Regions from separate parts of the Mus musculus genome. Here region 2 is linked to region 1. A link is a loop called in an ENCODE intact Hi-C map of the cell type or tissue named here. Cell type or tissue: heart. All regions are shown on one strand. Each heading gives the region's core, and the rest is flanking DNA. Links, peaks and the distances in the headings are about the cores only. Region 1 has its middle 27 kb from the start of Senp8. Region 2 overlaps Myo9a (myosin IXa).

Region 1 (5,388 bases), core at 105-5,104:
AGAAGCAGTTCTTTGGGGTGATTCCAAACACAAATCAGTAGTGGCAATCCAGTCTTATCGGCAAACACCAAACACAAATCAATAGCCATGGCTTGATCCAGAAAAAATTGGAGGTTCTGCTGAATCGGCAGAATCTGTGGAAGCCACAAGAAGCAGCTGGAATGACACAAGAAGTTCCTTGGCACTTTTCTCTCTACAAAGTCATGGCAAGTGACGATCAGCAAAGACCAGCAAAGTGTTGCGAGGTGAATCAACAGGCATCCTCCACTGTCGGGTTCTACTTATACTCCTTCCAAACATCACATGTCCTCTCATGTGTCTGCCTCAGCAAAACATCCTCTCATACAACAGTTTCCAGAAAAAAATCACAAAACACAACTGAGTCTGTAAAGAAACCAAAAATTTCCACTTCACACCATCATCACAACAAAAACAACAATAAAACCACCACCACCACCAAACAAACAACAGATAACCCAATGGTAAAATAAGCAAAGGATTTTTAGAAAATAGTCAATAACCAATAAAAAGTGGTCAGCATTTCTACCCCTGTTAAACCCCATGGAGAGGCTGTCACGATGGTTAGGAGGTGCTGCCAAACAGAAGATCATGGGTGTTGCTGAGGCGAGGAAAACACAGGCATGGCTTGCAAGGCCCTGCACTCCTTCCCAGCACCAAGGGAAGGAAGGAAGGGAGGGAGGGAAGGAGGGAGGGAGGGAGGAAGGAAGGAAGGCTGTGACAATATGAATGATTTTTACCTAAACTGAAAAATTAAAAATAGATAACAGAGTAATTTCATTTTGGGATACTGTCTTAGTATGTTTTATTGCTACAAAGCAACACCATGACCACCACCTCAACCCTCATAAAGGAAAACTTATAGTTTCAGAAGTGTAGTCCATTATCATCACAGTAGGAATCATGCAGGCAGACATGTTGTTAGAGAGCTGAGCATGCTACATCTTGATCCTCAGGCAGCAGAAGGGAACTGTGTGCCACACCGGGCATGGTTTGAGCATTTAAGACCTCCAAGCCTGTCCCCCCTATAGTGACACACTTCCTCCAGTAAGGCCACGCTCCCTAATAGTGCCAATGGTCAAGCATTCAAACACATGAATCTATGGGGCCATTCCTTCTCAAATCACCACAAAAGAGTTGAATGTAGGTTGTTCAGTAGTTGCTGAAGCCAAGCGCTTTCTGGGACTAGAAGAAATAAACATTTGGCTATAACTGGAAAATATGGCTGATCAGTTGCAGACTTCTGAAGAACCCAGGGAAAGTCCAAGAAACCTCTGCAGACCACACTCCCACCTCGCATCCCTGGACACAGCAGCATCACAGACAGGGCACACAATCCTAGCTTTCTCAGTTTGTGTCAAGTGAACTAATCTTACTGGCACAAATCACAAGATGAAGATCTGTGGCAGTGCTTGAGTAGAGGGGACGTGGGTCCCAGAGGGAGAGGGACTCTAGTGGAAAGAGGTCTCAAGAGCGAGGGGTGCATCTCAGCCTAGCCAAGATATCATGAGACTAAGAATCTCACCTCTCAGCCAAGCAGTGGTAGCACTCGCCTTTAATCCCATCACTTAGGAGGCAGAGGCAGGTGGATTTCTGAGTTTGAGGTCAGGCTGGTCTACAAAATGAGTTCCAGGACAGCCAGGGCTACACACAGAAATCCTGTCTGGAAAAAACAAAATAAATAAATATCTAGATAGATAGATATCTAGATAGATATCTAGATAGATATCTAGATAGATATCTAGATAGATATCTAGATAGATAGATAGATAGATAGATAGATAGATAGATAGATAGATAGATAGATAGATAGATAGATAGAATCAATCTCACCTCAGGTGCCCACGCAGCCAGTACAACCCTCGCAAATGATTACTGTGTCTGTGTCTCTAGGACACTTGCCACGTGGCCAAGTAGATGAGCTCCCCACAGCTGTTCTGCCACAGAAGTAAGATATGATTAAGAGAAATTACTTCCAGGACGTTTGCCTGAAGACCACCTCAATGCTCCGGCAAGAGGGAGAGAGAACACTAATATCCCACTAGGTGGCAGCAAAGTGCAGCAAGAGGACGTCATTCTCATTGAAAGTCCCTCCCAGTTTATCTCCTTGCTGGGTGAAATCTGGCCCAGGCTTCTGGTTTGTAATGGAAGAACAGACTCTTCAGGCAGGCGATGGGGCCATCTTCCCCCAGTAGAAATAGCTCAACCCTCTGCCCGATCATCGCCTCCTGCCTGCCTGCTCCCGGCATGGAGAAAGGCCGGCAAGCACTTCCACGGGTCCTCTAGATCTTCTAAAGGTTTGGCTGCCAAGAAGGCTGGCTGGTTGATGTGAAGAGCAGGTGTTGTCTGAACAGCATGGGTGGAGCTCCAAGGGTGGGGAGCTGAGTTCCTAAGGACATAGAACTCAGGCTCCCTGCTTCCATCCACTCTTGTTGTTAATAGCATCCTCTCTTTGGGTACTGAATGAAAGAAATTTGGCTCCAGTTGGGTGTGAACCAAGATGTCAACAGCACCCTCCTTCTTCTACTTTACTTAGGGTGGTTTGACATGTGACTGTTACATATGCTTTGTCCACCAACGGTGTGTGAGAGTGGGAGGCATTTAAGCCTCTGAATCCATAACCAGAGAAACTGGAGTCCTTCCCCTTGCATGACTGATCTCCAGATGAGCAGCACCTGGTGCCCAGCGGGGGCCCTGCTTACTGGGCCCCTCATGTGAGCAGGGCTCCCTGACTCCCTGGAATGTGTTCCTTCTTGTTTGGCTCTCAGCACCTGGCTCCCAGCCAAACCTGGAGCTGCTTGGAATGTGATGCCCCCACTTGCTTTTCTCGAAGGATCTCGGACAAGGCTCTCTCTTCTGCCTGGGGGAAAGGCCAGGCCTGGGTGAAGCCTCGTCCCACTGGTGTAAGGGCCTCAGACTCTCCTGTGACTGAACACAGAAGCACTTGGGTGGGGGAAGAGGGGAACACTACAGAGCTGGGTCCCCAGCAGAGCAGAGGCTGTGTCATATTGATATCTTATCCCCTTGGCAGCCTTCTAAATTGGGCTGGAGTGGGCCAAGAGTTACTCACAAGCTGTTCATTAACTTGCTAAAAGCAGAAAGGTTGGCTTGGGCACCGCTTTGGGAAAATGTGACACCCACTGCTCCTGGATTCAGTGGAGCGTGAAGGCGTATTAATTGGTGTAGGATTTCTGATGGAACTTTTTCTTTCCTGCTAGTTCCAATAGCAGACTAATCGGAATGCCTTGCTCTCTCCAACACGTTAACTACATGTGAGCGGTTTATTTAGCTCCTGAGTGTATGCTTCTATAGATACTAGGGTACTGACTATCATGTTTTGAACAGCAGGCCTATACAATGTGCTTTTATGCTCAGCACCTCATTTGACTCTTAAGACAGCCACAGAGCTTTCACACTTGACTGTCAGTACTAAGGCTGATTAAGTCTGAGATATGACATGGGTCCCCTTCAGGGAGTCTAGTGAGGGGCAAGCCAGAGGCATCAGCTAACTTTGGGGCTTATGGGTAAGACTGAGTCAGTGGATAAGTGTGCAGCATGTGTGGGCTTCAAAGCCTGAGTGAGATTTGGATGAGAGGAGAGTCATGTGCTTGTGGGGCAAGGGCAGAAAAGGATGGAGTTGAGAAGGAAGGCAGGGCTCCCGCAAAAGCTCCGAGGATCCAATGCTGCAGTGAAGACCGAGACTTCCTCCAGTCTCTCCAAGCTACGGGAATGACTGCAGTTTCGGAATGATGAATAAGCTGGTGGTTTTACAAGTCTCAGAATAGTCTAGATCAATCGCTTCTTGGCCTTTTATCTATGACCATGTGGAGAGTCTAGATCATGTTCCCCAGTGTCAGTAGCACTTGTGTTTGGGGTTGGATAATTCTTCATTATGGGGGTTGTCCTAGGTAAGATGCTTAGACATATCCCTGGCTTCTGCCCACTTGATGCTGATGTACCTCTTATCCCTGATTGTGACAATCCAAACCCCCCTAACATTTCCAAGTGTCTCTTGTAGAGAGGACAAAACTGTCTCCAACTAAAAATCACTAATCTGGATGCGAGGGAATTAAATTGTCAGGCTTTTAAATTTATTGTTGCCGCTGCTGGTGTGTGTGTGTGTGTGTGTGTGTGTGTGTGTGTGTGTGGTGCTGGAGAGTGAACCCAGGGTCTTGTGCTATACTGCTGAATATACACCCAGCCCCTGAGCTACAACACCCAGCTCAGCAGGTATTTTCTCAGCACTCTGATCAAGTCTATTGACTTTTGGAATAGCTGATAAGCAACATCATCTCTTTGCCACAGGAAATCTGTGGATGCTAAGGAATTTCCGGGCCTAAGAGGTTTCAGAAGTAGGTTGTTCTGAACATCAGAACATTTCCGAACAGACAGATGTGATAGATACTGTCCCGGAGATAAGAGAGTAGCTGAAAGCAGGATTCACTTCCCAGCCGATCTACCCGCAAGCCGTCTTACGCAAGGGCCACTTTGACTGAGGAATGGCCAATCTGACTAAAAGTGGAGAGAGGCAGAATAGGCCGATCTTGCATGTGTTCTGAATGTGAAAGCAAGAGCGCTGGTCAAACCAGAGCAGAACTTAATGACTTCAAGATTTATGGCTCTGGCTCGAAAGAATAGAGAGACAGATTGGAAATGTAGTGTTTGAGGCAGGTGAGATGGCTCAGTGGGCAAAGATTGCCAAGCCTGAGTTAAACCACAGGGACCCAAGCGTGGAAGGAGAGCACCCACGCCTTGAGTTGACATCTGACTGCACCCCTACTGATTAAATAAATACATACGTATTAGAAAACGTTACAATATTGAACATGCTAAATCCGAGACACTTTTTAGCCAAGTGGGGATATTAAATGAGTGATGGGTTAGGAAGCCTGAGTGTAGGGGAGAAGCCTAGAGCTATCTTTTGTGGATTTTTATTTAGGAGACAAGAGTCTCACTATGTACCACTGACTGACCTGGAACTCACAGAGGTCTGTCTTCTTCTGCCTCTCAAGTATTTTGTTTTTGTTGTTTTGTTTTGTTTTTGTTTTTGAGACAAGGTTTCACTCTGTAACCAGCTATCTTGAAACTCACTATTGAGTTGCCTAGATTATTTTGAGTCATGGCAATCCCTCTGCCTCAGCCTCCCAAGTGCTGGTATTACTGTTGTGAGCCACCATACCCTGGCCAGCCATAGGAATATGTCAAGGGAATGGACATGTTAACAGAGCAGGGACTGATGCAGGAGTCACTGAGAGATCACACAGAGCTGGAGGAAGTGGCCAAGGAAACTGGGCAGCACCTGGGGAGGCAGGGGAGAGCCAGAAGGGCTTGCTGTCCTGACAGCTAATTGCCAAACACTGGCACAGAGAC
Region 2 (5,388 bases), core at 325-5,324, 140 kb after region 1:
AGTCTGAATTTCCTTCAAGATAGAGAAGAACTGTGCATACTTTTTGTACAGAAAATAATACTCCATAAAAATTATCTATAGCTAGCCTTTATATTTCCACACTTATGCATCTATAAGTTATTTGTGGATTTGACTCAGTATATACTAGAATTTGAGAGGCAAGTATTACTACCCCTTGAAATTCCATGAGAAAAAAAATTTATTTCCTGAAAATTTTATATGCTCTTAAAAACTAATTAGCCTCCTCTGTTGTATATAGTCTATGTCTCTTGCTTAGAAATTTTACCTGCTGGGCGGTGGTGGCACATGCCTTTAATCCCAGCACTCGGGAGGCAGAGGCAGGCGTATTTCTGAGTTCGAGGCCATCCTGGTCTACAGAGTGAGTTCCAGGACAGCCAGGGCTATACAGAAAAACCCTGTCTCAAAAGAGAAAAAAAAAAAAAAAAGAAAAAAAGAAAGAAATTTTTACCTATACCTTTTCTATTGCAGTACCTTTAATTAGCAATTAAAGGAAAAATAGCTTGTATCTAAAAAGCTTAAATACAGTAGATATTAAGTTCATCTTTCTTGATTATTTATTTGCATGCATATGTACACATTGCCACAGTACACATGTGGCGGTCAGAGGACAACTTGTAGGAATTATCAGCTATATTTTACTTTATTTTAATAATCAGTCTGCATTTCTGCTGTTTAAAGCTTTGTGTTGGGGCTGGTTAGATGGCCCAGTGAGTAAAGGCTCTTGAGTCGAGCTTTATCACCTTTGTGTTCTTAGAACCCACATGAGAAGGAGACTGATTCTCATAAGTTGTCCTCTGACTTCCCCATGTGTGTTATGGTATACATATACTCGCACATACACACACTCACAGACACACACGCACACACTGTAGTTGAGTTGTTTCATTATTCCATGGCTTACATATTTCATCTGTGTAATGATCTACTGTAATTATAATATTAAATTCATAGTCCTTTCTTGAGTATTAATAGCTTACAGCTATGAAGTGCTTACTTCCTGCTTGTATTGAATAGAAGTTTAAGTTTCAATTATTGAGACCTCGCTGTTCAAAAGTTGAGTTAATAAAATGTATCAGGTCTTAGGATAAGTTCTGAATATATGTGACATATATTTAGACATATAACACATACATATTTGCTGTTTTTAACAAAATCTCAATCATTCAATTTTACCAATGAAGACTCAGAATGCAGATGTTGTGGTGAAAGCCTGCTAGCTCAGAGAGGCAGAGAAAACACCCAGCCCAGAAGGGGGAGTGTCCTTTTCAGCCCCTATCCCAGAAGGAAAAGGAAGTTGTTCTTCTCCACAATGTCTCAGAACCCCCACAAACTGAATGTCCTTCCCTTCTACTTCCTGTGCATCTCTCTATCCATCCTCTTGACTTCCTCTTAATCACTATGTTTTTTCTATTTTCACTCCTGTCAGTTGCCTGTTTGCTTCACCTCTTGTCCTAAGGTTGACTTTATTTAATCCTGATAACAATAAACAGAAAGCTCTTGGATTAATTAATTTCTAACAACTAGAAACAGATTTTTTCCAGTAAAAAAGAAAAATACAATTTTGAGTTTCACAGTGTGATTAAATATCCTGCAGCATATGTTAGCTTTCATTATTATTTAACATAAATTATTCATTTGATTTTTTTTTCCTTGATAGATTGTATGTTCCATTTGGGATTGACTTAGAAGATTATTAAAACTAAGATTATGAGACTGACCTGGAAGTAATATAAGAAGCTACAAATACATCTCTTTAGAATGCTTAGAAAAGTAGTTTCTGAGATACCTAGGGGTGGTGGGCCTCTTTCCTGTGAGTGCCTGTGTATTAAAGGAGTTTCACATTCCCAGGACTATAGGATTCTTTCCCCTCTTTTTCTGTTTGATGCCTATGTCGTAAGCAAAAGTATTATAGAAATAAACAGTTTTTGCCTTTTAGTAGGAGAATTTTGTCAGTTCTAAGCCAAGATGACAAATGAAGTAGGTAAGTTATTTTCTTGGTGACAGTACTAGATAAACATCTTGATGAGACACAAAATTCTAAACATGTATCAGTTTAAATGTATCAGTGCCGTTAGTTTGTAGTGACTGAGCTGTGTGTGAGGGCTTTGGACACTTACATTTCTACTGAGTATTGCTGGTCCTTTGCCTTTATGACTAGAGGAGCTTAGAAAGTTGATTTCTCCTTCATTACTCTAAGGCAAGCAGTCATCTTCTCATAAGTTACCACTTCAACTGCATCTTAATCCCTTAGTCAGTCCCTGGATACTTAAAGTTCAGCTGTACTTTTAAGATAAATCTGAATTTGGAGAATACTAACATTTTTCTTTGTTTGTTTTAGCTGCCGTTAAGATTCAGTGATGCCTTGGTACTAAGACAGCTTCGGTACACTGGGATGCTGGAAACAGTTAGAATTCGCCAATCTGGATATAGCTCCAAATATTCTTTCCAGGTTATATGTTTCTTTCATATATTTAAATATACACACACACATATAAACACATATATTCACATCACATATTGTTTCTACATATCTTGATTTATATATCTATAGATATAGATATCTTCGGGACTCATTTGCCTCTTTTACTATTTTTATACAAGTTGTAAAAGCATTAAGAGACTACCAGCAGTATGTTGGACATATGTCATGATAGAATATAGTACTTGGCTATCCTCATTTGCTCTGAATGTTTTCCAATGTTTAGTTTAACCATAATTCAGCAGTTTTCACACTGATTTTTTTCCATAATTGAAATAATTCAATGAGAATTAACTAGTCAAATAAAATGTTTCAGTTGGTTTTCCCTGAAGTTTTCTTAGTCAGATGTCTTATCTATGAAGCTATAGAATGTTATTCAGCAATCTGTTCTGTGTGTAAAAATTATATTGGAACCTTTCAGGAACTGAGCAGTTTTTGCTGTGTGGAAAGAGAAAACTTGATTCTCAATTGTATGTTCCAATAGCTGCTGTATTTCCTATTACCCCTTTACTAAGATTTCAGTTTCTTGCTAAATAACTTTTTTTTTTTTTTGGACTTTCTCAAAAAGAATAACAAACTTCTGCCCTTCTTTTTAAATTCAACTTCCATTTGGTAGCATAATGTTTCAAACTCAGTATCTTTCCTTTTGTTGGTTTTAAAACTATGTTTTTAAAAGGTGTTTTTAGTTTTATTTTATGTTTATGGGTGTTTTGCCTGCATGGTGCCTCACATGCACCATGTAAGTATAATTCTTTTGAAGAGCAGAAGCAGGTGTCACATTCTCCCCAACAAGTTACAGATTGTTGTTAGCAGGTGTGTAGATACCTGGACTATAACCCAGACCTTGGAAGAGTGTCCAGTGTCCTTAATCATTGATTCATCTTTCCTGCCCCTCCTATTTATAATATTTTAAAGTAATACTCTGTCTTGTTCACCTTACTTTTTTATTAATGTTTTATTCTTTGACAATTTCATATATATGCACATATATATACATACATACACACACACACACACATATATATATATGCAGATATATATAATTATTTCTGGTTATTCCCATACCTACTCTCTCTCATCAGTTTTCTACCCCTCCCAGTTTACCTTCTACTTTTAAAAGAATGAGAAAACAGGCCCTAGAATACCTTCACTTGTGTGGCTCACTACTCTCTTACAGAGTATTCTGCTATTTTCCCCCATTGCCTCACTTTATTTTTTTTTCCATTTTTTATTAGGTATTTAGCTCATTTACATTTCCAATGCTATACCAAAAGTCCCCCATACCCACCCACCCCCACTCCCCTACCCACCCACTCCCCCTTTTTGGCCCTGGCGTTCCCCTGTACTGGGGCATATAAAGTTTGCAAGTTCAATGCATTGCCTCACTTTAAATAAAGTTTTATTTTTATTAAAAGGCTGAGAAACCCATCAATAAGAGGATAGTCTGTTTAGGGTATATTACTCATCTAGTACTTTGTAATCTGATACCATTTTTGTTTTACTTTTTTAGGATTTTGTTAGCCACTTTCATGTACTTCTTCCTCAACATATTATTCCATCTAAATTTAATATTCAAGATTTCTTCAGAAAAATAAATATTAATTCTGATAATTATCAAGTTGGAAAAACCATGGTAAGTGTGTATGGCCTTAGTTAAAATTGAGTTTTTTATATTTTAATAATACCTTTCTTTGTCTATGATTTTTATGAAAAGATAGTTTGCTTCAGGTTATTACAAGGAAATTGATTAAGCTAGATGGTTTTTTGTTTACATATCTATCTTTCTATCTACCTATCTTCCTTTTTATATCTGTCTATCTATCTAATCTATCTACCTACCTTTCTTTATCTGTTTATCTATCTACCTACCTATATACCTTCCTTTCTATATCTGTCTGCCTCTCTCTCTCTCTCTCTCTCTCTCTCTCTCTCTCTCTTTCTCTCTCTCTTCCTCTCTCTCTTTCTCTCTCTCCCTCTGTGTGTGTGTGTGTGTGTGTGTGTGTGTGTGTGTGTGTGTGTGTGTGTGTGTGTAAGTCAGAGGAAAACATGTGGATCAGTTCTCTTTACCATGTGAGTCCTAGGGATGAGACTCAAGTTTTTGGTCTTGGTGGCAAGTACCTTTACCCACTCTGCTATCTTGGTTGCCCATAAATTTGATTTGTTGTTGTTGTTGTTCTATTTGTATATGGATAATGTGTGAATGCTAGCACACCCATGGAAGACAATTTTCAGGAGTTGGTTCTCCCTTTATTTTAGGTTCATAACTGACCCCAGGACCTTTATTTTTTTTTTATTTATTTTTTACTTTTAATGACTTAGCAATAAAAGTGCTTGCTGTCAAGCCTGATAACCTGAGTTTATCCCAGATCTCATATAATAGGTAGAATAGAACTGACGTCTATAGTTGGTAACTGACCTACATACAACCTAAAATAAAATGTAATTAGTATTAATCATTAGAATTTCTGGCCAATGTTCTGACTACAGCTTCATCTATATTTCAGACTATTTCTAAGATATTATATAGTAATGACCAACTGCCATTTTCAACTATTTATTACCTTTTATTTATATTTTTTCTTCCTCTTCCTTCTCCTCTTCCAATTTTCAAGGAGAAAAACCATGATCATCTTGGGCTTACCCTGTGATTTAATCCTTTTGTAAAAACTTTTTTGATTCCCCCCCCCCCAGGTTAGGAATGAATCTCATATTTCAGCCTGTTTCTCTATTCTGATTCCCCCTTTTATTTTTCTCCTTAGCTCCTTTCCTCTGTATTTCTTTGACAATATTAAACTGCTGTTTTTGCTATATTTTAGTCATTTTATTTAATTTATTCTACCCATTTATTAAAATTACTTAAATATGGTGCTTTTTTGAGTTTTCCAATT

Evidence for each region. Hi-C counts contacts between places; a loop is a spot of excess contacts. Peaks named below come from ENCODE experiments on the same cell type or tissue, not always from the same donor. Only the 100,000 strongest peaks of a DNase experiment are listed, where the experiment ranks them.
Region 2: it touches region 1 in a loop (2.1-fold over the local background); 1 of 42 quality-filtered maps calls a loop at or near these places.

The regions. Positions count from the first base shown.
Region 1 is chr9:59,721,210-59,726,597 of GRCm38, forward strand. No RefSeq gene overlaps it. Among named protein-coding and RNA genes, the nearest start is that of Senp8, 27 kb to the right of the region's middle. In heart, for the core only: a CTCF peak has its summit at 2,068 (motif pointing right); a DNase peak (open chromatin) is centred at 2,242; H3K4me3 peaks cover 242 bases; H3K27ac peaks cover 808 bases.
Region 2 is chr9:59,861,557-59,866,944 of GRCm38, forward strand. It overlaps Myo9a (myosin IXa), which reads left to right. Exons shown (of 44, transcript NM_173018.2): 21 at 2,360-2,470; 22 at 4,011-4,133. All of the region lies in intron 2 of Gm20275 (predicted gene, 20275), which reads right to left. Among named protein-coding and RNA genes, the nearest start is that of Gm20275, 77 kb to the right of the region's middle. In heart, for the core only: no CTCF peak of the experiment used is centred there; no DNase peak of the experiment used is centred there.